Linked DNA regions of Mus musculus: all the other regions are linked to region 1. Evidence: chromatin loops called from intact Hi-C (ENCODE). Cell type or tissue: left cerebral cortex. All regions are shown on one strand. Links, peaks and the distances in the headings refer to the core of each region. The heading gives the core; the rest is flanking DNA. Region 1 overlaps Cbfa2t2 (CBFA2/RUNX1 translocation partner 2). Region 2 overlaps Gm39962 (a long non-coding RNA gene). Region 3 overlaps Cbfa2t2 (CBFA2/RUNX1 translocation partner 2). Region 4 holds the start of Cbfa2t2 (CBFA2/RUNX1 translocation partner 2).

What was found. Peaks named below come from ENCODE experiments on the same cell type or tissue, not always from the same donor. Only the 100,000 strongest peaks of a DNase experiment are listed, where the experiment ranks them.
Region 2: a loop joins it to region 1, with 8 times the contacts of the local background. A loop is called at or near these places in 33 of 42 quality-filtered maps.
Region 3: it touches region 1 in a loop (2.0-fold over the local background); 2 of 42 quality-filtered maps call a loop at or near these places.
Region 4: it touches region 1 in a loop (2.2-fold over the local background); 3 of 42 quality-filtered maps call a loop at or near these places.

The regions. Positions count from the first base shown.
Region 1 is chr2:154,535,473-154,543,495 of GRCm38, reverse strand. It overlaps Cbfa2t2 (CBFA2/RUNX1 translocation partner 2), which reads right to left. Exons shown (of 11, transcript NM_172860.2): 11 at 4,140-8,023. Among named protein-coding and RNA genes, the nearest start is that of 1700003F12Rik, 9.4 kb to the left of the region's middle. In left cerebral cortex, for the core only: CTCF peaks have their summits at 1,659 (motif pointing right) and 3,579 (motif pointing right); DNase peaks (open chromatin) are centred at 4,558, 5,043, 5,417, 5,857 and 4 more places; H3K27ac peaks cover 1,919 bases.
Region 2 is chr2:154,412,856-154,420,878 of GRCm38, reverse strand. Gm39962 (a long non-coding RNA gene) reads left to right here. Exons shown (of 3, transcript XR_866871.2): 2 at 668-898; 3 at 4,288-4,380. Among named protein-coding and RNA genes, the nearest start is that of Gm39962, 4.5 kb to the left of the region's middle. RefSeq lists a cis regulatory region at 1-1,475. In left cerebral cortex, for the core only: CTCF peaks have their summits at 3,579 (motif pointing left) and 6,386; a DNase peak (open chromatin) is centred at 3,575.
Region 3 is chr2:154,472,470-154,477,469 of GRCm38, reverse strand. The region is part of intron 1 of Cbfa2t2 (CBFA2/RUNX1 translocation partner 2); the gene reads right to left. Among named protein-coding and RNA genes, the nearest start is that of Cbfa2t2, 38 kb to the right of the region's middle. In left cerebral cortex, for the core only: a CTCF peak has its summit at 2,992 (motif pointing right); DNase peaks (open chromatin) are centred at 201, 2,645 and 3,032; H3K27ac peaks cover 1,195 bases.
Region 4 is chr2:154,430,949-154,438,721 of GRCm38, reverse strand. It overlaps Cbfa2t2 (CBFA2/RUNX1 translocation partner 2), which reads right to left and starts at 2,238. Exons shown (of 11, transcript NM_172860.2): 1 at 2,086-2,238. The coding sequence starts at 2,119. RefSeq lists a cis regulatory region at 6,770-7,773. In left cerebral cortex, for the core only: CTCF peaks have their summits at 2,159 and 2,420; DNase peaks (open chromatin) are centred at 1,947, 2,434, 3,164, 3,214 and 1 more place; H3K4me3 peaks cover 2,148 bases; H3K27ac peaks cover 1,444 bases.

The sequences.
Region 1 (8,023 bases), core at 1,470-6,469:
TACCCACACTGTGGTTTCAGTGTGTGGGGGTCAGAGGACAACTCAGGTATGGTTCCTTGGGTACTGGTTTAGTTTTTTTTTTTTTTTTTAAGATTTATTTATTTTATGTATATAAGGTTTCAGTGTGTGGGGGTCAGAGGACAACTCAGGTATGGTTCCTTGGGTACTGGTTTAGTTGTTTTTTTTTTTAAGATTTATTTATTTTATGTATATGAGTACACTGTAGCTGTCTTTAGACACACCAGAAAAGGCATCAAATCCCATTACAGATGGTTGTGAGTCACCATGTGGTTGCTGGGAATTGAACTCAGGACCTCTGGAAGAGCAGTCAATGCTCTTAACCGCTGAGCCATCTCTCCCAGCCTGAACTCAGGTCTTCTTAAAAGCTGTACTGACTGAGCTTTCTCAACAGCCCCTTGCTTTGTTCTTGAGACAAGATCTTACTATGTAGCCCAGGTTGGCATGGAAGGTATTTTCCTGCCTCCACATCTGGCCCCACTGATACCTTAAAGATGCTTAAGACCTCTGCCAGCTTCTCTCAAGGACTGTATCTTTAATCTGATGTCCCAGGATGTTTTCTGTTTAGCAAGAGTTAACTTTAAAAAACAATTTTTTTTTGAGACATAGTCCTCAGACAGGCCTTGAATTTGCTGAGCTCTTCCTGCCTCGGTTTCCTAAGTGCTGGGACATAGGCTTATAGGTAGAGCTGACCTTCAAGTTTGTTTTTAGACAGGGTCTCACTGTGTAGCTTGAACTCAGAGACCCACCTGCCTCTGCCTCCCAAGTGTCAGAATGATTCTTTTCATTTTATTCTTCTCAGGTACTGGGGATGGAGTCCAGGGGCTCGCATGCTATCCAAGTGCAGTGCTACTGAGCTACAGTGTCAGACTTTCCATTTTCTATCTTAGTTTTGAGACAGTGTAAAACTTGGGTGATCCTCCTGCCTCACTACACATGGCCATACCCCACTTCTGTGTTAACTTTCAGTTACGTAATAGAATGTTTCATTCCCTTGCCTCAGCCTCCTTAGAGATACTATCAAGTCCAACTAGCTCTTATTTAACAGGCCACCTGTATCCTTGCCTCCTTGCTGACGGCTCAGAGCTGCTAGGTGGAAACTGGTCCACACTGCTGCGAGTCCTCGAGGAGATTTCTAAGCTTAATCAGGACCTTTAGTGGATGGAGAGGTGGTGGGGCAGGAGAGCTTCAGATAGGTGCAAAATGGAAAAAAAAAAAAATGAAGAGGGAGTAATTAGAGGCCAAGCCCCAGGCAGCTGCAGGGCTGCCCTGGAGGAACTCGGCCCAAGAGGTGCAGGTATGTCTGGAGTCTCAGCCATTCTCAGGTGGGATTGGAGCCTGTGCCACCATACCTGTCTGACTACCTCCATCCCCGGCTTTTCCCCTCTCAATTAAAAGTAGACTTTTCTCAGTACCCTGTGGTGAGGGTACTGAGGGCACAGTGAGTCTTTAGTGATGTGTATCCTCACAGCCTACCTCATCTCTGTCTAGCATCTGCACCACAACAGCCAGCTCAGGACGGTGGCAAGAGCAGCAGCTTCATCAGGCTGCACTATGTCCCAGGTTTTTTTGTTTTTTTGTCTTTTTTTGGTTGTTCTGTATATAAGTCTGTGTACCACGTCTGATACCTGTAGAGTCCAGAAGAGGGCACTAGATTCTCTGGAATTATGGTTAGAGACAGTTGTGAACCACTATGTGCTAGGAATTGAACCCAGGTCCTCTCCATTCCCTGGTTTGAGGCAGGATCTCATGTAGCTCAGGCTGGCCTCAAACTCACCATAAACTCAAAGTCTCAAATCTTCCTGTTGTCACTTCCAAGTGATGGGATTGGAGCCTGTGCCACCATACCTGTCTGACTACCTCCATCCCCAGCTTTTCCCCTCTCAATTAAAAGTAGACTTTCTCTACTGTCACATAATCTACCCTGATTACTTCCCCTCCCCCTACTCCTCCCAGTTCCTTCCCACCTCTCTTCCCATCCAGATTCACTCCCTTCCTGCCTCTTGTTAGAAAACCAAAAAACCTTTAAGGGACAATAATAAGAACACATCAGAGACAAAACAAATCAACAGAAAGAAGTGTCCAAGAGAAGGCCCAAGAGTCAGAGATCCGCTCATTCCCGCACTCAGGAATCCCATGAAACCTCTCGACTGGAAGCTAGATAGCCAGCAGAGGACCTGGTGCAGACCTGTGCTTGCTGCCTCCCTCTGAGTTCATATGAGCTTTGAGCATGCTGATCTGCAGGGCCTGTGTCCTCCACACCCTCTGGCTTTTCTGCTTTTGCAGCCTTTTTCTACAGGGACTTGAGGGAGACCTCTCGTTTAGGGCTGAGTATTCCAGAGTGTTCCACTCTGTTTAATGTCTTGCTGTGGGTCTCTGTATGTGTTTGTATCTGGTGTAGGAGGAAGCGCCTCTGATGATGGCTGACCAAGGCACTGATCTAAGAGTATAACAGAATAGCATTAGTCTTTTTTTATATTTTTTGAGATAGGGTTTCTTTGTATAGGGTTGCTTGTCCTGAAACACTCTATAAATTAGGCTGGCTTTCAGCTCAGAGATTGGCCTGCTACTGAGAGTAGGGGTGAAGGCTCTATGTAGGCATCAGCTTAACTTCTCTCTGTTCAATTGAGTTACATAGGTGCTGTCTTGGCAACAGGCTTAGTTGTTTGGGAATTCCCATGGGATCCCTTTGGCCAACAGCTCAATTAGGTGTAACACAATCCCAATCCTGGAAATTTCATTTGGTGAAGAGCCAGCTGGGGCTCTCCCTCATTATCTGGTGATTTATTTAGCTCACCTTCATATGCATGTATTTAGGAAGCTCCTACTGTATTAGGTTTCCATACAACTCTTCAAATGGCTCTTCATTCTAGCTCTTCTCCCCTCTCCGCGTGATGCTTCTGTTTCAGCCTTCACCCAATCCATTCACATCTATCCTATTTCCCCTTCCCAATGAGATCTGTCCCCGAGCCTTTCCCTTACTGTATATTTAACTTCTGTGGTTCTTTGGATTGCAGCTTGATTATCACTGACTCGACAGCTAATTCTCACATATACCACTTGGCTCTTCTGATCATATTTCACCCTCACAACCCAGGGATGGGCACTGCTAGCAACTCCACATTACAGGAGACAGGTGTGCACAGTTACATGCTTGCTCTGGTGCTTTCGAGTATGGAAGGCATTGAAGTGGGCATCCTTGGGTGGCAGCATCTTAGCTAAAGTAGGGACATCGATGAAAGGTTCTACTTTGTCCCACAGTGTGCCAAAGCCGAGACTTGGGGTCCAGGGGTATCAAAACAAGGTAGTGTTAAGCACAAGACTTGGGGTCCAGGGGTATCAAAACAAGGTAGCGTTAAGCACCAAAAAACCGCAGAATGCCCAGCTGTCCTGAAATTCCCTAAATGTACCCAGAAAACACCATTGACCTCAAGGGATAGAGGTGGTCGCAGAAAACATAAAGCTGCCCAAGGATTGCCCTGGACATGAGTTAGCTCTCAGACGGAAGCAGAAGCAGAAGCAGAAGCAGAAGCAGCAGGCCCTGTTTTGTCCTCCAGAGGGCACTTGATACTAGAAAATGGAGCTGAATGAAGCCTGGAAGAAAAGTATTGCCTCAGGTCACACAACCTTAAGCATCAGTGAAATTAAGATTTAATGCCAGTAAAGGACATAAAAATCCCACAAGCTCAAGTATGTTAATGTTGAAATGTTGTAAGGAAATAACAGTTACTTGGGAAAAATATTCATGTCCATTCTGTGGCTGAATGTTATTACTAAAAGATCACTCAGTGGGGAGGAGTGTGAGAAACCAAGGATATCTCTGTTATTGCTGTCACTGCTGCCACAGCATGGTCACCTTGACACAGAAGATGGCTGCAACTAGCATCATGGTGGGGTTCTACAGCAAGCATTCCAGCCCTTCTTGTCCCTACCCCTCATGCCATGATCTTTTGGTCATAGCAAGGATGCTTAGAGCCCCACTGCCCCTTCACCAAAGACCTGGGGGTGGGGGAGGGAAGAGTGAGTGTCCACGTGTGGTGCTCGACAATACCAGAGGCTGCAGCTAGTCATATGGCATTTGTACTCCACCACTGTGCTACCTTCCCCAGGTCTGGTCCAGCTTGAGTCAGAAAAGGAATATAGCATTTTTATTAACTACTTTAAGTAGAACAAACTAAATACATATTTAACAGTTTTGGTTCATTTATACAGTACATTAAATAAGTTATGCACAGAGTTAAGTAACAAAAGTTCCTACTGAGTCAAATGACAAAGCACAGAAAAACCAGACTCAAATGCATCCTGCGGGTGGCTTCACATTCATCACCCGCCTCTGCAAACCATGCTTGCAGGATTGGCTTTTATTTACATTATTGGTTTTCTGTATGGATGGAGCCTTTGTAGCCTCATTAGGAACTTGGAAAGCCACAGGAGTGGAACGAAGGCCTTATTATCAAACAGCCCTTTAATCATTCACTGAATTGTTGCAGCTTCTTCCTGGGAACCACAAGGCAGGGACTGGGCTGTCCCTGGCAGACACCAGCTGCACATGCCCTTTTTGGTATAAGCATTGACAGTTTACACTGGGCAGCTGGAGGCCTGATAAGACGGTGTCTGAGCGGGAAGTGCCACCTCTTGGGCTGTGGAAGGAGATGGTAGAGTAAATTATCAGCCACCATCTCAGCTTCCTCCTGGCTCACACTGGCTCCATCATCTTTGGAAATGGGTGTCAACATGAGGCAGAAGCAGGTAGTCAGCATTTTGGCTTTAAAGGAATATACTTGAGTGGCCAGGGTCTGCTAAGCAGCTGCTGGATCAAGGATCTTCCACAGCTGGCCATCTGGTCCACAATGGCCAGTTCAGTTCCTTCTGGCTTTTCTCACATTTGGTTCAAACATGCCACCACCCAGTTCTCTGCAAATAGCTAACATTCATCAAAGTACACTGGCTTAGTCTCCTGAGCCAGGAGCCTGGAAACCTTGGTTCCAGTCCAGTTCTGAAGTAAGCCTCCAAGACGTGTCCTATTTGTAAAGGTTTATTCAACCCACAATCCTGTCTGCAGTTTTCAGAACGAAGGCCATCTGCTCACTCCTTATGCTCTAGGGAGAACCACTAACACACACTTGCAGTTGTGTTGAGGCCTCACACACCTGCTGAGATAGTTTCCAGAACCACTCAGAAAAAAATGTCTTCACTCTCTCTGAGAAGGTGACAAGAAATGACGGTAAAGCTGACATCAAGATTTGAAGCACTCCCTGGGGATCAAATGGGTAAAGGAGTCTACATTACAGAAGACTGACAGCCAATGCCTGGATAGACCTCGGGGGGCCAGACAGGTTATTCCATGGAGACCCATGGCTGCACATAACTTAGCACCTTAGGAGAAAGCCACTCACAGCCTGCGCCCTCACCTCCACCTCCCTGCATGAGCCAATCTGAAGCTGCAGGGCCCTTCAATGAGTCTCTGTGGGATAAGTCTCCTGTAACTCAGGCTTGCTATGCAGCTATGGATAACCTTAAACTTCTGGTCCTCCTGCTTCTACCTCCTAAGTGTTAGAGGATTACAGGTATGTGCCACCATGGCTGGTGTATGCCACACTGGGAATGAAGTCCATGCTACCAAATAAGCCATGTCCCAAGCTAGCTTCAACAAGTCTTCATTTGCTGGAGCGAGGACTGGTGTGCAGAACTCCCAGTTTGGCTACTTTTGTTATTTACTTCCTGAAATTTTATCCCTCACTTGGTACAGAATGACCAAGCCCTGACTACTTTTCTTCCTCAAATAGTTACTGCAGAGGCCAGACTTGTGAGCAGCCTGAAGCTCTATGTTCACTCCCAGCCTGGTGGCTCATATAAGCAGACTTAGAAACAAAGCGGTGAGCCAGGAATCACTTGTAGCTCCAGCTCCTACTGCTGCTGCTCCTGCCTAGGGAGGAGTTGGAGAACTGCAGAAAGGAACTCCTTAAATCTGAAAAGTCCTAAACAGATGTCACGTAAGAGTGATGCTGAAGCCGGGCCATGGTAGTGCATGCCTTTAATCTCAGCACTTGGGAGGCAGAGGCAGGCGGATTTCTGAGTTCAAGGCCAGTCCGGTCTACAGAGTGAGTTCCAGGACAGCCAGGGCTACACGGAGAAACCCTGTCTCGAAAAACCAAACCAAACCAAACCAAACCAAACCAAACCAAACCAAAAACAAAACCCCGAGAGTGATGCTGACCAGAGGCAAGATAGAGACAAGTCTGAGAACTGAACTATATAGTGTAAAGTACTGTCCGAGTGTGTAGACAAACCTGGGTAGGACACAGAAGCAAAGCAGTCCCCAACAGCACTATAGAAACTCAGAATCGGACAGGCCAATCACACAGCCCACAAAGGTAGGCTAGATTTTGTAACCCAGTTTGCTGTACAAACTGATCTCCAACCAGGTAAGTAGTAATGTATTGGTTCTAGCTCTTTATTCCAACTATCTGGAGTAGTTCTGTGGCAAAAAAATTTAACACTTAAAGGGTGTTCATCCATTTTACTACTGAGTAACTGACCAGGGCACACCAGGAGACATTCTCATGTTCACAGAAGCTCCTGATCTGCCCGAAGTTTTGTGTCTGAGTATGGACAAGTGCTGTCTGGTACTAACTCTATCTAGTAAGTCAAAGTTGTCCCCACTAGACTGATGGGATGGGACCAGGGAGGCCAGGCTGTACTAAGCTGTCTGGCAAACAGTGGGTCTTGGGTATTCTATGCTAAAATAACATGATTTTAAAGGTCTACTTTCTAAGTCTGAGAACCCTTGTTCCAATGAGATAGGAACTCAGTATTTTTAAATCAGCCTTAACTGTGTGCAAAGACACTAAATCCATACTTTTATGGGGCAAGTGTTAGTATTCAGACTTGTTCTTCAGACTTGTTCATTGTACAAAAAGTGACCACAGCTTCCAAAAGCCAACAGGATCAAAGGCAATGACTTATCCCAATTGACTGCACAGGGCAAAACGATTCTGGAGTATACTGAGTGGCCGATGCAAGGTGCTGACAACTAATAAACTTTAGATGGCAAGGAAAAGATGTGAGCAGTACTTGGCCTGATCAATAGGTCCAATAATGACCAGATCGATGTCTCCAAATTCTATTTGGAGAATCAGATAATTGGAAAAGTTCCTGAAGATGGGAAAAAAAAAAAAAAAAAAAAAAAACAGGTCAGGCTCTTCAAAAACGGTTCCCATTCTTCACAAACTCTGAGCTGTGAGGGAGACTATAAACACGGAGCACAGAAAAAGGATGCCTCAAATGTCCACCTGATAATAAACCTATGAGGTGGTGTCAAAACCAGGTGCGAATAATCCCATCAGGGTTAGGAGCACTGCTTAGGTGCCAAACAGAACCTACTCACAAGACATCCCCAAGGATCCAGACATGCAGTCCCAGAGAGAAGGACACATACAACAAGGCGACTGTTTTAAACAGTCAAGCAGTGGCAGAGGCTCTGCATTTCCAAGGTGATCCACGGAATATTTTAGTTTGGCCAACATGCTTAGAGAAAAGACTAGCACAATGGCTCCATCCTCTCTCAGACCGATCCATGCGATGGAGATTATTTTTTACACAAGCAAAATCAAGAAAAACACTGGAGTTAAGAGGTGGGTTCCAAACTAACGAAGACAGCCAAGTTAGAAAATCTTGTCCAAAATGATCCATGATGCTTGGGAAGACTAATTTAATTTTTTATCATTACTAGAGATTTTACTGAAACAGTGACTTCTTTCTTGCATTTCTGAGCATCTTAACAGCTCTGAGCAGCTCAGGAGAGAGTCCTGAGTACTGCTTTTGTGCTATCCAAGTCTCTTTTAGGCCAATCAGTGTCACTCGAGGGTGGATATGGGGCTCAAGGAACTGTTTGAAGACAGGGGAAGGAAGGGCCTCCTCCTAAGCCTGCTACCAGTCTTCAGGCCTCTACTGTGGACAGTGTGGGACACTATTGACAATATGCTAATGCAAGGAGTCGGAGGGA
Region 2 (8,023 bases), core at 1,614-6,613, 120 kb after region 1:
CAGAGCATAGTCTCAGGGGGAGGTGACCTAATGTGAGGTAGCATGTAGAAGCCCTCAATACATGCAGGTTAAATCCACCGTTTTCCTATAGCTAGGAAGAACTTGCAGGTCTAGAGGTGAGAAACCTCCAGGTGGAGAGAGAAATCCTAGGGCACCTGTAGCTGGTAGGTTCAGGCCCAGAATCCTTAGAACTCCTCAGTTACAATCTTGTGTTCTTGCCTTGACTCAATTTTCTCATCTGTAAAGTGGGTTAAATGACAGCAGTGGCCTCGTTTTATTCAAGAAGCATTTTGAAATACAAAGCCCACATATTATTAAAAGATAATAATGTAAGAATGTAGTGAGGAGTAAATAAATTATTGACCAGGTGATATATAGACCCCACTGAATAACAGAGCTGTACGGGAACCAATAAAGGGCCTGGGGAGATACCCTTCAGGCTGAGCTCCAAAAAGATTTCCAAAAAAAAAAAAAAAAGATTTCCAATTCAGTCCTGCCTTGGGGCATAGCTGAGAGAAGGGGGTGGAGGGGAAGCTGCCTAGGGTAGCCGGAAGCCCTGGGCTGCCTTCCAGGATCCTCCTTGCCTTTGCTGTGAGACTCTAGGCCTCTTGAGAGTACATGGTTTAGACTCCACTATTTCTTTTTCATCTTTCCTTTCCCTGTTTAGGCATCTGCCATCTCTAAGGAGCCTATGGCTCCAAAATCCTCTTCATTTCAATCAGAACATGTGGGAGCAAAGATGAAGACTAACTTGGGAGGGAGGCAGCAAGGCCTGTGGGGAGGCCAGCACTCATGAAGAGTTGCCCTGCAGAGTCCCTCTCCGCCCCTCACCCAGGGCCCAGCGCTTTCAATTGGCTCCCTGGTGCCAAGTGAAGTCTATTAATATCAAAGTAATGAGGTAATTACTGTGATTTTGGAAAAATTACCAGTGAATGCTTTTGAGGGAATTTCTGAGTGAAAAAGAGGCCGTGTGAAACATCTGCGAGGAAAAGAAAAAGAGTTGCTCTGGCGGAAGCCTGAGTGCGAGCGGTGTGGATGTGAGGAGAACCACAGAAAGGGGGAGCTGTGTGTGTAACTAGGGGCAGGCTTTTAGGAAATCCCTGACTTTGGGTGGTGAAAAGCAGAAAGGAAAATTCTGGAGCCAAAGAGTTGGCCCTTTGCTCCCCTCATTCCCCTCTTCCCCCATTTCTTTCTTTCTTTCTTTTTTTTTTAAGATTGATTGTTTTATTACATGTAAGTACAGTGTAGCCATCTTTAGACACACCAGAAGAGGGCATCAGATCTCACTAGGAATGGTTGTGAGCCACCATGTGGTTGCCAGAACCTGAACTCAGGACCTTCAAAATGAAGAGGAGCAGTCAGTGCTCTAAGCCATCTCTACCCACTAAGCCATCTCACCAGCCCCCTCTTCCCCCATTTCTGAGACACGGCCTCCCTATCGAGCTTTGGCTGGCCTAGAATTGGCGATATAGACTAAGCTGGCCTCAGATTCCTAGAGATCCACCTGCCTCTGGCTCCTGCATGCTGGCATAAAGTGGGGCTGGAGAGACGGCTCAGTGCTTCCGAGCACTTGCTGCTCTTCCAGAGGACCCAGGTTCAATTCCCAGCAACCACATGGCAGCTCACAGCTATCTGTAACGCCAGTTCCAGAGAACCTGACACCTACCTTCACATGGATATACATGCAGGCAAAATACTAATGCACAGAAAAGAAAAATAAGTTGTATTTTTAAAAGATGTTTAAAATTCTTACTGAGGGCTGGAAAGGTGGCTCAGCGGTTAAGAGCACTGGCTGCTCTTCCAGAGGTCCTGAGTTCAAATCCCAGCAACCACGTGGTGGCTCACAACCATCTGTAATGGGATCTGATACCCTCATCCGGTGTATCTGAAGACAGCAACAGTGTACTCACATGAAAAAAAACAAACAAACAAAAAAACAAATAAATAAATTCTTGCTGAACCAGGACTACACTGTCTCCAAAAACCAAAAAGAAAGAAAAAAATTTCTTGCTGAATAAAATGACTAGTTCTTCAAACATAGTAATAACAGTATTAATCTCAATAAAGCGGTCCTCAAGCCAGTAGCAGAAATTTGAATGAGATATTACTATTATTATATACTTTGTCGAGGTAGGGTCTGGTGTATCTAGGGCTGGCTTCCTACTTACTGTGTAGCTGAGAATGACCTTGAACTTCGGGTCCTGCTGCACTACCCAACTGCTGGGACTACAGGCCTGTGCTGCTTCACCTAGTTTACGTGGGAGCATTAAACCCAGGTGTTCCTACATGCTAAGCAAGTACTCCATTAACTAAGCTCTGTCACAGCCCCTTGTTTTGTTTCTGTTTTTTAAAAGCAGGGTTTCATGTAGCCCGTGTTCACCTTTAACAGGCTTTGTAGCTGAGATTGGCCCAGATCCTCTTACCACCGCACTTAGTTTACTATTTATTTTTGTATGTTCTGGGGGTTGACCTCAGGGCTCCACGCATGCTAAAGGAGCACTGCACCGACGGACCTACCTTGAAACCACACCAGGAGCCATTGTTAGGTCTCCATACCTTACAAGGATACCTTTCTGTTTCCCAAGCTTAGTGCGTCCACAAACCACACTTTCCAACTTGTGCTGAACTTGAAACCCTGCTTCGCCAACCTCCTAAACACCTGTTCTGACCGCCCTTCCACAGGATACAATCTTGCTCTTATCTACCCCACGGGCTACCTTGGGCCCCAAGTTCCTCACTCTTGGGTCCAGGTGCTATCACCCCTGACCCTGCCCTTATAGGGGGATCTCAAGGGCTGGAAAGATGGCTCAGTGGTTAAGAACACTGACTGCTCTTTCAATAGATCCTGAAGATCCTGAGTTCAAATCTAAGCAACTACAAGGTGATTCACAACCATCTATAATGGAATCTAATACTCAAACTGTTTTTGAACAAATGGATCTCAAAGTCTGCCTGGAGGGAGTTCCAGAACAGCCAGAGTTATAAGAAGAAACTCTGTCTCCAAAAAACAAACAAACAAACAAACAAACAAACAAAAAAAAAAAGAGGGAGAGGGCTAGAGAAATGGCTCAGCTGTTAAGAGCACTGGTTGCTCTTCCAGAGGTCTTGAGTTCAATTCCCAGCAACCACATGCCGGCTTAGAGCCATCTCTAATGGGATCCAATACCCTCTTCTGGTGTATCTGAAGACAGCTACAGTGTACGCATATAAATAAAATAAATCTAAAACAAACAAAAAAACCCAAAAAACAAAAACAAAAGCAAAGCAAAAACAAAACAAAACAAAACAAAACACAACAAGGGAGATGTCTTGGCTTGTGATTCCTGAACTTGGACAGCTAAGGAGGGAAGATTTTTCAGTTTGAGGCTATGCTGGTAGATCCTTTGTGAAAGAAACGAAAGATAAAGCGGGAGAACAGGGTGAGGGAGACATGGAAGAGAGGAAGGAGAAAAAGAAGAAAGGAGAAGCCCACTCCTTTTCTACTTTTGTTACTTATTCCCTTGTTTTCAAAGGGAATTGTTCTAAACCAGGCCAGGACCCTGCACTAGGCACTCCCCGACTGTCTGCTGCCCCCTGCTGGTATTCCCTCCACTCCAAGACAAAAGTTTTAATTTGAAAGAAAAAGGATAAGGATGGCACTGATTCCCCAGGAACTCAGGCTGTCCTGCCCAGCTGGTGTTTTGGGATGTGGACCTTGAAGGCAGAATCTTTGCATCCTGAATTAAGCATTAGTCTGTCTGGAGCCCTAAACAGGGCCTTTTTCCAGTGCCTGCTTCTGGGCTGCAGGGATAAGGCTTGTTGAAGTATTGCTTAGACCAGGAACCTGAATGATGAACACCTTTCTGGCTTCTATTGACTCTATCATAAAAGGTAGATTCTTTGCCTTGGCAGACCTCCTCTGCTTCATTATGTAAACATGTATGTCCTTGACAGAATCTGTAAACACAGGTAAAAGCATTACACAGTCCATTATGTTAAAACAGATTACATGTTATAATTTTTTTTTCAAGACAGGGTTTCTCTGTGTAGCCCTGGGTGCCCTGGAACTCACTCTGTAGACCAGGCTGGCCTCGAACTCAGAAATCTGCCTGCCTCTGCTCCCAAGTGCTGGGATTACAGGTGTGCGCCACCACGGCTCAGCGTGTTGTAAATTCATTCTGGTATGCTTTCTATAACGATGCTGAGGTGATTTTGAGCTCCCTTTGATTAATTAAACTTATGTAATTATATCCTATATTAACGTACATAATTAATTGGTTTATCTATTTTCTTTTTCTTTTGATACAGGATCTCAAGGCGAAACCTTTGTTAGTTTCAAAACCTGTGGTCATCTTCCTGCCTCTGCCTCCCAAGTGCTGGCATTAAAGACATCCCACCATGCCTGGCTTTTTTTTTTTTTTTTTTTTTTTTTTGAGGCTGGGTATCATGTAGCCCAGCCCAGGCTGGCCTTGTTGCCAATGCTGGACTTGAATTCCTGATTCTCTTACTTTCTCCTCCCAAATGCTAAGATTATGGAAATGTGTTATTAGCCAGGCATGGTGGCTGACTGCATGCATGTACTCTAAGTACTTGCCTGGTGCCCATGGAGGTCAAAAGAGGGCATTTGTCTCTGGGAATTGTAGTTACAGATGGTTATGAGCTGCCATGTAGGTGCTAGGAACCCAACCTTGGTCCTCTGCAAGAGAAGCAAGCAGTCTTGACTGCTCAACCATCCCTCCAGATTTCTCTCAGCTATTTCTGAGACTGGGTCTCACTACTTAGCTCTGGTGGCCTGGAACTCGCTATGTAGACCAGTCTGGCCCTCCTCTGCCCCCCGAGTATTGGGATTAAAGGCCTATGCCATCACAGTTGTCTGAAATGGTTTTCTTTTCTCTTCTTCTTTTTTTTTTTTTAAGATTTTTAAATTTTATTTTTATTTATATAATTTAAGTATATGGGTACACTGTCACTATCTTCAGACACACCAGAAGAGGGCATCAGATCCCATTATAGATGGTTGTGAGCCACCATATGGCTGCTGGAAATTAAACTCATGACCTCTAGGAAGAGCAGCCAATACTCTAACCACTGAGCCATCTCTCCAGCCCCTCTTTTTTTTTTTTTTTTTTTTGGGAGTGAAATTTTATTTTATTTTTTAAGATTTGTTTATTATTATTTATAAGTTCACTGTAGTTGTCTTCAGACGCACAGAAGAGGGTGTCAGATCTCATTATGGGTGGTTGTAAGCCACCATGTGGTTGCTGGGATTTGAACTCAGGACCTTTGGAAGAGCAGTCAGTGCTCTTACCCGCTGAGCCATCTCACCAGCCCTCTCCAGCCCCTCTTAAATGGTTTTCATAATAGCATATATTAATTGTGCATGATGCTAGATTTAAAACTATGACATTTTCTTTTTTTTTTTTTTTTTTTTATTAAAAGATTTATTTATTTTATTTTATTATATGTGAGTACACTGTAGCTGTCTTCAGATGCACCAGGAGAGGGCGTCAGATCTCATTATGGGTGGTTGTGAGCCACCATGTGGTTGCTGGGATTTGAACTCAGGACCTTCGGAAGAGCAGTCGGTGCTCTTAACCACTGAGCCATCTCTCCAGCCCTGACATTTTCATATATGCATATAAGTATTTTGATCATATCTTCTCTCCACTCCTCTCTCTGTTCCACTTCTATTCCCACTGATTCCGTTCTGGGATCAAATGTCTCCCAAATGTCTCCTTTACAACTTAATTTGTTATGTTTTACTTTGTTTGAAACAGACTTTCTCTGTAACAGCCCTGGCTGTCCTAAAACTCACTAGACTGTAGACCAGACTGGTTTTGAACTCACAGAGATCTGCCTGCTCTGCCTCACGCCCAGCTAACATGTGCTGTATATGACTCCTCACTGTCACAGAGGGGTGGATACGGAGCTACAACGCCCAGTCAGATCCTTGGGAGTCATGGAGTATTGACCTCTTCCGGCCAGTCTAATCATCTGCAGTAGAAGGCAAGAGTGCCAGAGTATTCACTGATGATACTTAATAAGTGTTTGGTTCTTGGAAGGCTTATTGGCTAATAACCAAAAACATTTCTCATGTATTATGGACATCATGAAGAATGCCTGCTTTTTCTTCTGCTACCAAAAGTTCTAGGACTTCTCCCTCATTCATTCTTCTTGTCTCCTTTTTCACATGGACACTGACTGTTTGTCCAACACACTTTTTTTTTAAATAATTTTTTTAAAGATTTATTTATTTATCATATGTAAGACACTGTAGCTGTCTTCAGACACACCAGAAGAGGGCGTCAGATCTCATTACGGATGGCTGTGAGCCACCATGTGGTTGCTGGGATTTGAACTCAGGACCTTTGGAAGAACAGTCAGTGCTCTTACCCGCTGAGCCATCTCGCCAGCCCCCAACACACATTTTTTAAATTATATTTTTATTTATGTATGCATGTGTGTATCATATGTGTCACATGCATGATGTGGTAGTTCCTGTATGGAAACAACCTGTAGGGGCAGGTTCTCTCCTGCCATGTGGGTCTTCCGGATGAACCTCATGTCATCAAGTTTGATGGCAGGTGCCTTTACCCACTAAGCCATCCTACCTTTTTCCGTAAGATCCTATAAGTTCTTGGATGGCCTTACCAATATTCTATATACATAAGGAACATTTTTTTCCCCTCACTCTAGCTGGACTGGAACTCATAGAGATTTGTTTGCCTCTGCCCCTGGTTGCTGGGAATAAAGGTGTCTGTTATCACATTAGGCAGAAGCATCTTTTTATTTATTTATTTATTTATTTATTTATTTATTTATTTATTTTTGAGATTTTAATTTTGATGTGTATGAGTGTTTACTTGAATGTCTGTGCACTGTGATCATGCAGTGCTCATAGAGGCCAAAAGTCAAGGGCTGGGCCTGGTTGGTGCCGTACATCCGCAATCTTAGATGGGGAGGTAGAATTAGGAAGATGAGAAGTTCAAAACCACTGTTGGCTCCGTAGTGAGTTCAGGGCAGCCTGGCTTTATGAGACACTAACTCAAATAAAACAAACAAAACAAAAACAGAAATAGAAAAGCCCATTTCCATGCTGTTGTCTCACCTCCAGTGGGCATGTAACAGGCAGCACAATTATTTAGAGAACTCTCAGGGGATGGAGAGATGGCTCCGTGGTTAAGAGAAAGCTGCTAAGATCCTGGTTCAATTCCCTGCCCTCACATGGGAACTCAAAACTGTCTATAACTGTAGTTTCTGGAGATCTGACAGATATGGATGCAGGCAAAATGCACATAAAATAAAAATAAAGAATTAAAAAAATGAGCAGAGAGTAGGAAATGCCATGCCTGCACTTGGTCCTTTGCTGGAATCAAAGGCTTGCACCACCACTGCCTGGCTTTTTTGTTTGTCTTTGTTGTTGTTTGAGACAGCATTTCACTGTGAGTCTTTGGCTAGCCTGGGATTCATTATGTAGATTAGATTGGCTTCCAACTCACAGAATTCTGGGAATAAAAGTAGGAGTTGGGCTGGTGAGATGGCTCAGTGGGTAAGAGCACCCAACTGCTCTTCCAAAGGTTTGAAGTTCAAATCCCAGCAACCACATGGTGGCTCACAACCACCTGTAATGAGATCTGACTCCCTCTTCTGAAGTGTCTGAAGACAGCTACAGTGTACTTACATGTAATAAAAAAAAAAAAAAAAAAAGTAGGAGTTACAACACCTGGTATCATTTTTATATTTGGAGAAAGGGTCTCTTGTATTCTATACTGACTGTCAACTCATTATGTACACCATGGCCTTGATTTCCTGATCTTCCTTCTTTCCCCTCCAGTGCTGGTAGTGTAGGACTTCTTCACCACATCCCATCTCCTTTCCTCTCCTCTCCTCTCCTCTCCTCTCCTCTCCTCTCCTCTCCTCTCCTCTCCTTCCCTTCCCTTGCATTTCCCCCCTTTTCCTTTTTTAATTTTTATTTATTTGTTTATTGAGACAGTCTTACTATGTAGCCTTTGCTGGCTTGAAACTCAAGCTGCCCTTAAAGTCA
Region 3 (5,000 bases), core at 1-5,000, 65 kb after region 1:
GCTCTGAACTGCAGCTGTGACAGGGGCTTCTTTTAGATCTCAGAGATATTTAAGTCGCCCTTTAGCTTTTGTACCCTATTTCATCTTAAAGGCTGGGTCTGATAATCAGACATCCTGACTGACTAGCATTCACTTCTAATCAAGAGCCAATGTAGAATGCTGCCAGGGTGGGCCTTATGCCAAAGGAACAGTTTTCTTCTGCTATTCAAGTGCAAACACCCTTCTTAAGCTCCAAGTCATCCAAACAGAGGGAATGACATCTGGAAAAGCACTATAGTGCCATGTTTTTGGCCTCTTTGGATGACAGCTCGAGGTATTACAAGCAGGGAGTTGTCATACCAGTCTATGGGACACTGCACACTATAGCAACTCTAAAAGCTTGCAATACGAAGACTAAACAAGCTGGGTGTGGGGGACAATACCAATGAATACACAAGTTCTTTAAGAAACTGCCACTGGCCGGGCAGTGGTGGCACGCACCTTTAATCTCAGCATTTGGGAGGCAAAGGCAGGCTGATCTCTTGAGTTTAAGGCCAGCCTGGTCTACAGAGTGAGTTCCAGGACAGTCAAGACTGTACAGAGAAACCCTGTCTTGAAAAACAAAAAAGAAAAAAAGAAAAAACAAAAGCTAAGAAACTGACACTGATGGCAATGGTTTCTTTCAATAAATACCTGGAAACAGCTTATCTCAAGGTATAGAAGGAAAAATAGAAAGTCAATAAAAAGATACATAAATTGTCCTAGAAAATATATTTTCTTTAACCCCAGCACTGAGGAGGCAGAGGCAGGTAGATCTCTGTGAGCTGGAGGCCAGCCTGGTCTACAGAGTGAGTTCTAGGACAGCCAGGGCTACACAGAGAAACCTTGTCTCATAAAACAAACAAACAAACAAACAAACCAACAAACCAACAAACACCAAGGGACAGGGATGTTAAATTATACTCAGGATACACACACATGTAATAATTTTGTTGTACTTAAGTTTAGAATTTTAACAAAAGAAATCTAAATTGAGAAGTACATGCCTTTAACATGCATTTGGGAGGCTGAGGAAGGCAGATCTCTTAGTACTACGTCAGCCTGATCTACATAGCAAGCTCCAAAACAGCCAGGAGTATAGTGAGATCCTGTCTCAAAAATAAAACAAAAAAGGAGACAATTATAAGACTCAATGAGGTTTGTACATTCTGACTACAAATTTAGGAGAAAAGATACTGATCACAGCTCAAAGTGACAAACATGAGAGTAAATGCTGTCTATAGCTAATGCAGACCATGCTGCTTCTACGTTCAATGGGTTCCAGAGGTCAAACATCTACTATGTAATGTCACAGCCAAAGTGGCAACTCATGAAGCAGATCCAGAGCCATGGCTTCCCGCCGGAGGTGGAGGAGCAAGATGATGGCACGCTGCCCGTGTCTTGTGCCCAGGAGAGCGGGATGGACCGTCATCCTGCAGCCTGTGCTTCTGCTAGGATCAATGTGTAGATGCCATTCTTGTAGCACTTTACTGCAAGTTTAGCTTGTGTTAAGGCATGTGGGGGGACCATTTAACTTAGTTACTGTTAGTTTGGAATGTCTTTGTAAGAGTAGGGTTGGCACCAATGCTGTATGGAAGGTTAGGAGATGGGGGGTCACATTTACTGTGTTCCCATGGAAACTTGGAATGTTTGTTTTATATGGATTTTTATTCACTTTTCAGACATGATACTAAAGAGTGCCCCATAGCTGCTGATCAAGCATGTGTAGCATGTACATTGGCAAAATGGGCCAGATGCTTATGTTGTGACCCATTGTGAAAACAAAGTATCTTGTAGCCGGGCGTGGTGGCGCACGACCTTAAATCTCAGCACTAGGGAGGCAGAGGCAGGCGGATTTCTGAGTTTGAGACCAGCCTGGTCTACAAAGTGAGTTCTAGGACAGCCAGGACTATACAGAGAAACCCTGTCTCGAAAAAACAAAAAAAAGAAAGAAAGAAAGAAAGAAAGAAAGAAAGAAAGAAAGAAAGAAAGAAAGAAAGAAAGAAAGGAAGGAAGGAAGAAAGGAAGAAAGGAAGAAAGGAAGAAAGAAAAGAAAAGAAGAGAAAAGAAGAGAAAAGAAAAGAAAGCTAGAAGTAGATTGAAGCTATATTTTTAAAAGTCCAGCTATGTCCTCACTGATAATGAAAAAAGCTTCTCACTTTAGCAAATTAATAGGTTTGCTTAAGAAGTAGCAACAGATGTGCTTTAAATTATAGTAACAAACTTGCCAGGCAGTGGTGGCACACACCTTTAACCCCAGTACTCTGTAGGCAGAGGAAGGCTGATCTCTGTGAGTCTGAGGCCAGGCTGGCCTACAGTTCAAAGTCCAGGACAACCAAGGAAAAAACAAGCAAACAAACTAAATAGGAGTCGTGGAATATGACTCAGTTGGTAGAGTACTTGCTTAATTCACAATGTCTTGGGTTCAATATCTAGGGGTCCATAAACCTAGCACAGTGGTACATGCCTGTAATCCCAGCAATCAGGAAGAAACAGGAGGGGGCCTAGAGTTGGGTGTGAATAGACAGTGGTTACCAAGCAACCAGAGGTACATCAGGCACAATCTTAGCCCTTAAGCATAAATAAACCACACAGCCTGAAATAATGGTTCACACCTTTAATCATGGCACTTGGGAGAATGTGGAAAAAAAAAAAAAAGTCACCATGAGTAGGAGGCGAGGATCCAGCATGGGTTAATTATTGAGAGCCCATCTCAAGTGGGGAAGAGAGGAGTTCAATAAACAACCCTGCTCATATGCCCTGACATATAACCAGGTTGTTATGTTTGCCAAAACAGGCTAAGGAATAGAAGAACAAAATCAGAGAAAACTGTCTTTGGCAGACACTTTAGTGACACACTTAGCACCCACTCAATTTATCTTATGATAGCTCAATCTTATTTTGGCATTAAACTAAAACTGGCATAGGGATGATGAACTGAAGATGGCAATAAATGAACTGAGAGGACAGTGCCCACTATGGGATTTCAGGATCAGCATTCAGTACAGAATACTCCCACACACAGAGCAAACTTCCAAGTTTGGAATGGTAAACTTACATTCTTCCAGATTCTGTGATTCTTCAAAAATGCAGGCAGAAATATAGACTGGAACAAAAGGGTACAGCTGCAACTTACAGATGTCAGGCTGTTAGCTCCATGATCAGCAACCATAGAGCCTGCCTTGCCAGACACTTGAGTAAGGCAGCCTCAGGTAGCATTCAGGGATATACAAAATACCCGAAGGAGGTTCTTCCTATTGGAAAGCACTCTCTGCAGTCAAGCTATAAAAAACAACCTTACTTAAGAATTGAAGTGATAGATACCACGATGGTGTCCCAGTTTTCTCTTTGATAAAAATATGACACCTGGCTTTTACTTCCTTCCCCGAGGGGCCTTTAGGAGGGTAAAAAGCTTTTCAAGATTAAAAGCACAATGTAAATGTGAGGCTATAATATAGCAGGGACTGAATCCAAACAACATAAATGGAAGGTAGATGGGCACTTTGGCAGAGCAAATAGCCACCTATGCCATGAGAGTAAACATGTAAGTACCAATACCTACTATTACATTATAATGAAATCCCTGGGAGCTTAGGAGATGGCTCATTGATTAGGAATACTTGCTGCTCTTGCAGAGAATCCAAGTTTAGTTCTCAGTACCACATGGTGACTTATCTGTAATTTCAATCCTAAAGGATCCAACACCCTCTTTTGACCTCTGTGGACACCAGGAACTCACACATTGTACAGACATAAGAAGTGGGCAAAATACCCATACATATAAAATCTAAAAAGAAAAATTATTACAAAATAAACCTTTGCCATATAAAAAAGTTGTGCATACTATGCCTAGCCTTCCTTGTCTTGGGATCTCTTTCATGTTCTAGTTCCATCTTCAGTTAAATCTATCCACACTTACACTCTTCCAGCACATCTTAACAACCAATGAAATGTCTCAAATTGAATTTTCCCACAAATTACTTCTTTCTCTGCCTATTTCTCTAAATTGTTTGAGCTTTATATTTTAGTAACTACAGCTCCTAGTGGAGTATCTAATATTAATATACAGTTTTAATCCTAAAACACTTTCCTAATTCTAAGCAAGTATAATATAGAAGTTTCTGTACTGTTTCTACTGAGGCATAACTCCAGCAGATGACAAGTAACATGGGAAATAGACTAATAACTGAATTTACTCAGGTGTTATTTATTCAGACTGAGACAGGAAACCAGAACTTATTTCTTTCTGATATCTACTATAAGGATGATGCAAAGAAACACCATTGAGAAATGTCCATGTCTTTTACTGCATGGTATATATACAAGTATATATGCACGATCAATGTTGAGCATGTGTACTGATGTAAGTGTGTGGAGAAAAGATAGATGGCATCCAGTATCATCCTTATTTGCTCTCTATAGCAATTTTTATTTTATTTTATTTTTTGTTTCCACATGTTAAGAGAGAAGGGGAGAGAGAAGGGGGGAAGGTGGCGGCAGAAAGAGAAAGGGTGAGAGAGAGGGGAAGGGAGGGGGGGAAGAGAGAGAGAGAGAGAAAGAGAGCACTATTTTTTAAAAAGATTTATTTATTACTATAAATAAGTACACTGTAGCTGTCCTCAGACGCTCCAGAAGAGGACATCTGATCTCATTAAGCCACCATGTGGTTGCTGGGATTTGAACTCTGGACCTTCTGAAGGGCAGTCAGCGCTCTTACCCTCTGAGTCATCTTGCCAGCAGTCCCTCTATCTTAATTTTTTGAGCTTGGGTCTCTTATTGAACCTGAAGCCCATCAATCTAGCTAGAATGACTGGCTGAGCTCCAGGAATGCACCCGTCTCCCCAAAACAGCCCAATTGCAGTGTTACAGCTATGTGCCACCATACCAATTTTGACACTGGTGTTGGGGATGTAAACTTCATCCTTGCACTTAACTGTCACCTATCTGAGCTATCTCCTCAGTTCTGAAATGTATTCTTTAAA
Region 4 (7,773 bases), core at 1-5,000, 100 kb after region 1:
AGTTACATAACAAACCACAAAGTCCTACTTCTTGGCTTTTGTTTTTTCCAGACAGTCTCACTACATAACTTAGGCTGGCCTCAAACTCATATTCTCCTGCCTCAGCCTCCTGAGTGCTGGAATTACACAAGCTTTCACCATACTCAACTTTTTGGGAATATATTTAACTGAAAACATAAAAGACATGGAAATAAAAATGTGTTAGTTCATCTGGACCTAGTGACACAGGCCTGTATTTTTAGCTACTGAGAAGCTGAGACAGAATTACAAGTTGCCTGGGCAACTTTGTCTGAAAATAAAAAGGGCTGGGGATACAGATCAGCATGGTACATAAAGCACAAGGCCCTGAGTGCAATCCCCAATACTGCTTTAAGTAAATGAATTTAAATTCGGGTAAAAGTTTCTTCCACTTTTCTTCTGTTTGTTTCGTTGTTGTTGTTGTTTTTTGGTTTTTTGAGACAGGGTTTCTCTGTATAGCCCTGGCTGTCCTGGAGCTCACTGTGTAAACCAGGCTGGCCTGGAACTCAGAAATCCGCCTGCCTCTGCCTCCAGAGTGCTGGGATTAAAGGCGAGCGCCTCTCTTCCACTTTTCTTATATATGATACCATCAAACCTAAGGGTTACTTGTCTCCCTTCAGAAGACCATTGAGAGCAGCAACAGCACACTTAACTACAGAAGGCATTGGTGGGAAAATCTAGTTTGTATCTTTTTCCATTCAATTTGGAATGAGAGCCCAAGAAAAAGGCTGTATGAATCCTCCGCTATAACTGCTGAACTGAAGAGCAAAGAGGGGAGGGGCTAAAAGCTCTCAAGAGGCCTCATTTTATCCTTGCACAACGGACATCCTGCAACACCTGATGTTAGCTTTTATTCATTTTTTTGTTTTATTTTTAGGGTTTTGTTGTTGTTTTTGTTATTTTGTTTTGTTTGGGGCAGGGTGCCACAATGTAACCCTGGCTGGCCTGTATAGATCAGGCTGACCTCAAACTCAGCCTCCAACGTGCCTCAAATACCTGTTTTTAGACTGTCACCTGGCATAGACAAAGAAATATCCACAAAGCACGAGTCCCTCTCTTAAACTCAAATTCAGAATCTAGTCTGTCAAGTTTGTTGCCATAGTCTCTGGACTTAGAGTGATAATTTGTATTTAGATGATTTAATAAATATTAAATGAATCGAATGCAAATTGCCTGGTGCTCAAGTAATGTTGGCTATTACTGCTATTTTAATGACAATTAAATTTTTATTGTTCTTATTAAACGATGCCATCCCTCCTCCAAGGATCTTACAATTCTAGGAAGAACGTCTGTAAATGGGATAGCGAAATGGAGGTAAGAATAAAAACACAACTGAGTCACATAGTAGGACTAGTCAAAGACAATATTAAACAAACTAACAAAACACAACCAGACGCCAACTTCGGACTTTTCCGAGGAACACACATAACAAACTGTGATTACGATAGTGAGTTTTCACACTTGAGTATGATGTGCAACTGTGTGTTCAGGGGATTTTACTGGATTCACTAAACCCTACTACAGAGCATTCAGAGTACGTTCCTCACAACCCATTTTTCAGATCGAGCAACTGAGACTTTTGGAGCGCCAAGGTCACAGCCTACTCGCGAGGGAGCCAGGACATGAACCCAAAGCAGTCCGACCCCAGAGCCTACATTCAACAGGGCCCTCCGGAATATCAGCCCGGCATCCTCCAACATCTACCACTCGTCGCTCCAATTCCGGCGTGTTTCCCGGGACCGGACTTTCAGCCCCGATGCCGCGAAAACAAAACAATACTTCTCTCGCGGACAGTCCATAGGGCGCCCGCCAGGCCTGAGCTCCAAGGCCGCTCCACACAGTCCTGCTCAGCACCCGGAGCCGCGAGCCCCACAGGAAGCGCCGGGATAGCCCCGAGGGCCCCGGAAGGCCGGGGAGCCGCATGACCTTGGATCCAGTGCCCCAATCCCGGCCTCAGTTTCCCTGCCCAGGCCTCCCGCCGGGGGGCCTCTGCAAAGCCTCCCGCCTATGGAGCAGCAGGCCCCTCAACACACACCCCTCAGCCGTCCGCCTTCCCGCCCCACTTACGTTGGAAGGCGGCCGCTCCAGGGACGCCCACCATCGCGGAGCGCAGTCTGTCGCGAGCGCCGCTCGCTTCGACCCTCTGCCTGAGCCCTCCGCAGGCGCAGGCCGGGACCTGCACCCGCCGAACTCGCCCGCACCAGCGCCGCCGCCGCCGCTGCCGCCGCCGCCGTTAGGCCGCGCGCCGCCCCGCCCCCAGACAGCCCCGGCACGCCCCCGCCGCGCGCTCCCGCGCGCAGACCAACGCACGCGGAAGACGGGCCCGAGGGCGCTCACGCGAAGCACCGCCTCCTGACCTGGCCCGCCCCTTCCGCGCCAGGCTGCGTCCTATCCTGGAGCGGCCTGCACTTCGACCCGCCTCCCGCGCGCTATGCGTGGCCGCAGGGAGCCGCCCTTCTCCGAGCTCCAGACTTCCGGATGTGGCCTGGGCGGCAACCTAGGAACGGGGGCGGAGTCCCGGGGCGGGGCTTCGGGGAGGGACGTTTCAGGTGCAGGCCTTGTAACGCTTTGACGGTTGTATTGGGTGTTAAAATTGTTCTTTCCTCCTTTTACTTATTTGTTTTTACATTGACTTATTGCATATGTGTGCGTGTATATGTTTGAGGGAGTCCAACGCATGTATGTGAATGTCAGAGAACAAGTCGGGAGCAGGCTCTCCTTTCACCCTGTGGATCCAGCAGGTCAAATTTCGGGCATCAAGTTTGTTTGACAGCAAGCATCTTTGCCAAATTAGCTATCTCGCAGATTTCTACATCTTTTGCGGCTATAGGAATCTAAATGTTTAAAACAACTAGCTGTCATTACTGATTTCTGTATCAGATCAAGGGGCTTTGTGGGGTTTGTCTGTGTTTGTGAGGAGGGGCACGTGTATGTGCAGGGGTTTTTTTGTTGTTGGTGGTGGTTTTTTGACACAGTCTCACTTGTAGCTCTAGCTGTCCTGGAACTCACAGATAATCTATCTACCTAACTCTACCTCCCAAGTGCTTGGGACTAAAGGCCTGAACTACCAGGCCTGGTTAAGTGCAGGTTTATTTTGGTTTGTTGAAACAATGTCATAATGTACATTTGGCTATTCTGAACTCACTGACCTACACCAGGTTAGCCTTGAACCTTAAGCTATACTTCTAAGTCTATCTCCCAAAGCTGTGTCTATAACACCAGCAGGCCTCACAAAAAGTTGTTTCTGAAAAGGGCCTATTTTGTATGTCTAGCTGGGCTGGAACACACAGTGTAGCCACAAAAGCCTGGAACTCTCACACATCCTCCTCCCGTGGCCTCCCAAGTGCTGGGATTGTAAGCAAGAGTCACTAGCCTGTCTTCAACAGCTGCTTTTATACACTCTGCAATTAACCATCTCAGTACCAAATACAGTTTCTCCCCTTTTCTACACATTCGCTAGAGTCTCTCCCACTGGGTTGTCCACCTATTTCTGTTAGCAAACTCAAAACATAAATCCTCCGAGCAACCCAAGAAAGTACTCTGATCCTAGCATGAGTTCTCTGCCATTCTGTCTCTCAAAGATTCAAAATCAGGAACTATAACTAAAATGAAGCCAGCCTGGCATAGTGGCACAGACCTGTAATCCCACCCTAGGGAAACTAGCAAAATAACTGCCAACCCAAAGCCAGCCAGGGCCACATAGTGAGACTGTCTCAATACAACAAGGTCAGGCATGGTGGGTCACACCTGTACTTCCAGCATTGTTGGTAAACGCAGGACATCAGTTCAAGGTTGCCCTATATGATGATTTAGAGGCCAAACTGGGTGAGCCGCGGTGGCATTGCCAGGTGAAATGGCACACACCTGTAATCCCGTAAAGTGGCACTTGGGAAGAGATCAAAAATTCAGCTACACGCAGGGCGGTGGTGGCACACACCTTTAATTCCACTTGGGAGGCAGAGGCAGGTGGATTTCTGAGTTCGAGGCCAGCCTGGTCTACAAAGTGAGTTCCAGGACAGCCAGGGGTACACAGAGAAACCCTGTCTCAGAAAAAAAAAAAAAAAGAAAAAAGAAGAAAACAAAAACAAAAACAAAAAACAGCACACATCTTTAATCCCAGCACACAGGAGGCAGAGGCAGGTAGCTTTCAGTGACTTTAAGACTAACCTGGTCTACAGAGCATATTCCAAGACATCCAGGGCTACACAGAGAAACCCTGTGCCTGTGGGGGACTGGAGAGATGGCTCAGTGGTTAAGAGCACTAACTGCTCTACCAGAGGTCCAGTTTAATTTCCAGCAACCACATGGTGACTCACAACCATCTATAATAGGCTCTGATGCCCTCTTCTGGGGTAATTGAAGAAAGTGGCAGTGTACTCATATAAAATAAATAAATAAATATTTAAAAAGAAGGAGAAGAAGTGGGGTGGGGGTAGAATTCAGTTACAGAAGCTGGAGAGATGGCTCAGAGGTTACAGGCACTGGCTGCTCTTCCAGAGGACCAGGGTTCAATTCTCAGCACCCACATGGCAGCTCACACTGTCTGTAACTCCAGTCCCAGGGGATTTGACACCCTCACACAGATGTGCATGTGGACAAAACACTAATGCATATAAAATAAAAATAAATAATTTAAAAAGACAACGAATTCTATATATCAAGTGTATCGTGAGACAAAAAGATGGCTACTATGGGGCCAGACTGAGCTACTGTCAGGTCCTGTCTCCCAAAAGAAAAAAAGAAACCCCCTAACATGGACTGATGCCCTAGATTTGATATCTGGCTCTGTAAACAAACAAAGGTTACAGGTTCAAATAGACCTAAGGAAATAGAAATTGCTTGGACCTCTGAGCTATTTGTTTGGTTCTTTATTTTATTAATATTTTTTTTTTCCTTACGATTCTCAGTCTATATCTCAGACTGTCCTGGAACTCCTAACAAGTCGCATGTCTTGGCATCCCAAATTCTGGGGCTCCAGACATGATGATACCAAGCTGAATTTTTTTCTTTTTCCTTTTGTCCCCCCAGTATTTGTCTTTAGTGACAACAAGAGTAAAGCTGGGCAGGCAGAGAGAGTGCATGCTGCCTGCCATCTGTCTAGGCCACGTGACTTCCCCTGCTAGTGAATGATCAACACCAGAAGACAGGGAGAGAGCGGCTTACAGACTTGTGGAGTAGCTCCTTGTTCCTTGTTGAAACACCACTGACATTTATTTACTTATGTATTTATTCATGATAGTGATGTGGTGTGGTGGTTGGTTACTTGTTGATTGCCCCCCCCCAAAAAAAAGGTGGCTTTATTATCCCAATAGGACTTAGGAATTAGCTGGGGCTCTTCTTGTCAAAGGTGGGCCCAACATTGACAAAGTGATGGTTGTACTGCATTGGCTCTTGGATCTACCTTTCTTCTTCTTCTTCTTCTTCTTCTTCTTCTTCTTCTTCTTCTTCTTCTTCTTCTCTTCTTCCTCCTCTTCTTCCTCCTCTTCCTCCTCCTTTTCCTTCTTCTACTTCTCCTCTTCCTCCTCTTCCTCCTCCTTTACGTTCTTCTACTTCTCCTCTTCTTCCTCCTCCTCCTTCCTCTTCTCCTCCTCCTCTTCCTCCTCCTTTTCGTTCTTCTACTTCTCCTCTTCTTCCTCCTCCTCCTTCCTCTTCTCCTCCTCCTCTTCCTCCTCCTTTTTCTTCTTCTACTTCTCCTCTTCTTCCTCCTCCTCCTTCCTCTTCTCCTCCTCCTCTTCCTCCTCCTTTTTTGGCTACTTTGGAAGTTTGACCTCTCACTTTGCCAGCATGAGTCCATGAACCATGACCTTTCCCTCCCAGCACGCAGCCAGCTTCCTCCAGAGCAATCAGGGCCTTTACACCTCCCTGGCCTAGGATCCTAGCACACCAACAGGCCAGATTTTGTTATCCTTAACATGGTTAAATCAGGGCTTCCCTCTATGACTCTGGCTGGCTTACTACTTGCCATATGGTAATTCCCACTCTGGAATTCATAGCAATCCTCCTGTTTCAGTTTCCTGAAGTATTACAGGTGTGTTCCGCTGCACTCAGTTCCTTCAAACTTGACCAAGCCTGTCTATGTAACAGAGAAATATTTGCCATGAGTCAGACTTTGTCAAGGAAAAAAAAACTTCCTCCAAAAGAGAAGGTGCCTAAAAAGGTCTCGGTGGAAGACATGAACAGTCGAGGTGTTTGAACACTAGCTGGATTATTAGAATTCATACTGTTTATGAGTTCCATCTGAATGAGCATGTTTATGATGAAAATTAACAGAATACAAAAACATTGTGTTGGGTATGCCTATAAATCCAGTACCCAGGAGATAGAGACCAGGAGCATCAAGAATTCTGAGCAAGTTTGAAAAATGAGGAAGGAACATAATGAGTTCCTGCCTCAAAATAAACAAGTAAAATAAAATCCAAATTAAATACTCAAGAAAATTATGAAAAAAATAAAGCACCGTAATTTTTTTTTAAGAACTTGTTGTTGAGACAGGTTCACTATATAACTAAGGCTGGCCTCAGACTCATTTCCTTCAGTCTAGTTTTAAGTCTCCACCTTGGCCTCTTGCGTGCTGGTCTCGCAAAGCTGCAATACCACAAGTGAACTAGAGAGCTGGGTGTCCTTGCTCTGGCTACCACTTAATTTGATGATAGACGTTATCAGAGAAAGCAGGACCACAAAGTTATCAAACACACCAGACCAAGGAATGCTACAGCTCCTTCACCTGGACCATACAGTAAAAGGGGCTCCTAACGTTAGCTGAGACATCCTCACCCATCATCAAGATACCCACAAGCACTAAGTTCCTAACTCTGTCTCCAGAGCCCCAAGAGTTTTGGCTTACATGGATGGCTTGAGGAAGACAGCCATCTTTCCTGGGGACCTAGAAGGCCTAGAATTTACCACCCACCACCATGTTCATCGTTACCTTTCTTTTTTTTTTTTTTTTGGTTTTTCGAGACAGTATTTCTCTGTATAGTCCTGGCTGTCCTGGAGCTCACTTTGTAGACCAGGCTGGCCTCGAACTCAGAAATCCGCCTGCCTCTGCCTCCCGAGTGCTGGGATTAAAGGCCTGTGCCACCGTGCCCGGCAGTTACCTTTCTTTAAAACAAAACCTTCCTATATAGCCCTGTCTGGCCAGGTAGTAACTATATGATCCAGCAGACTGGCCTAGAATTTTTATCACTTGCCTCTGCCTTGCAAATGCTGGAATTTCAGATGTAAAACACTCCCACAGCCCTCAATCTTGTACCTGGAACCACCCCAGAGCTTCAGTAGCCCGTGCTGACACTGTGCCAGCATCTGGTTATGTTAAGCTAAGCACCTGCAATAACTCTCCTAGAATCTATCTGCATTAGCTCCCTGCCTTCTGCCTTTAGTAAGGCACCTTTAAACTTTGTAGCCTCTTTAACAGGTTCTTAGCCATTCTGTAATGTATGTGTCCTTGCGATAGGATATGAGCTGAAAATTAGCATTAATAATTAAGATAGGACTGGGTGGGTTGTCCTTTCTCTTAATCCCATCACTTGTTAGGCAGAGGAAGATCCCTGTGATGCACCTAGTCTTCAAAATGAGTTTCAGGACTGCCAGGGCTAGGTAGAGAGACCCTGTCTCAAAAATAAGTAAGTAAGTAAGTAAATAAATAAATAAATAAATAAAGATTGGAAAGATCTGCATTTGCCAATGGCCAGGAAAACTAAAGGAAGCCCAGACTATTAGGCAAGTTAGAGGCTGTAGAGATAGTCTGGTGGTAGA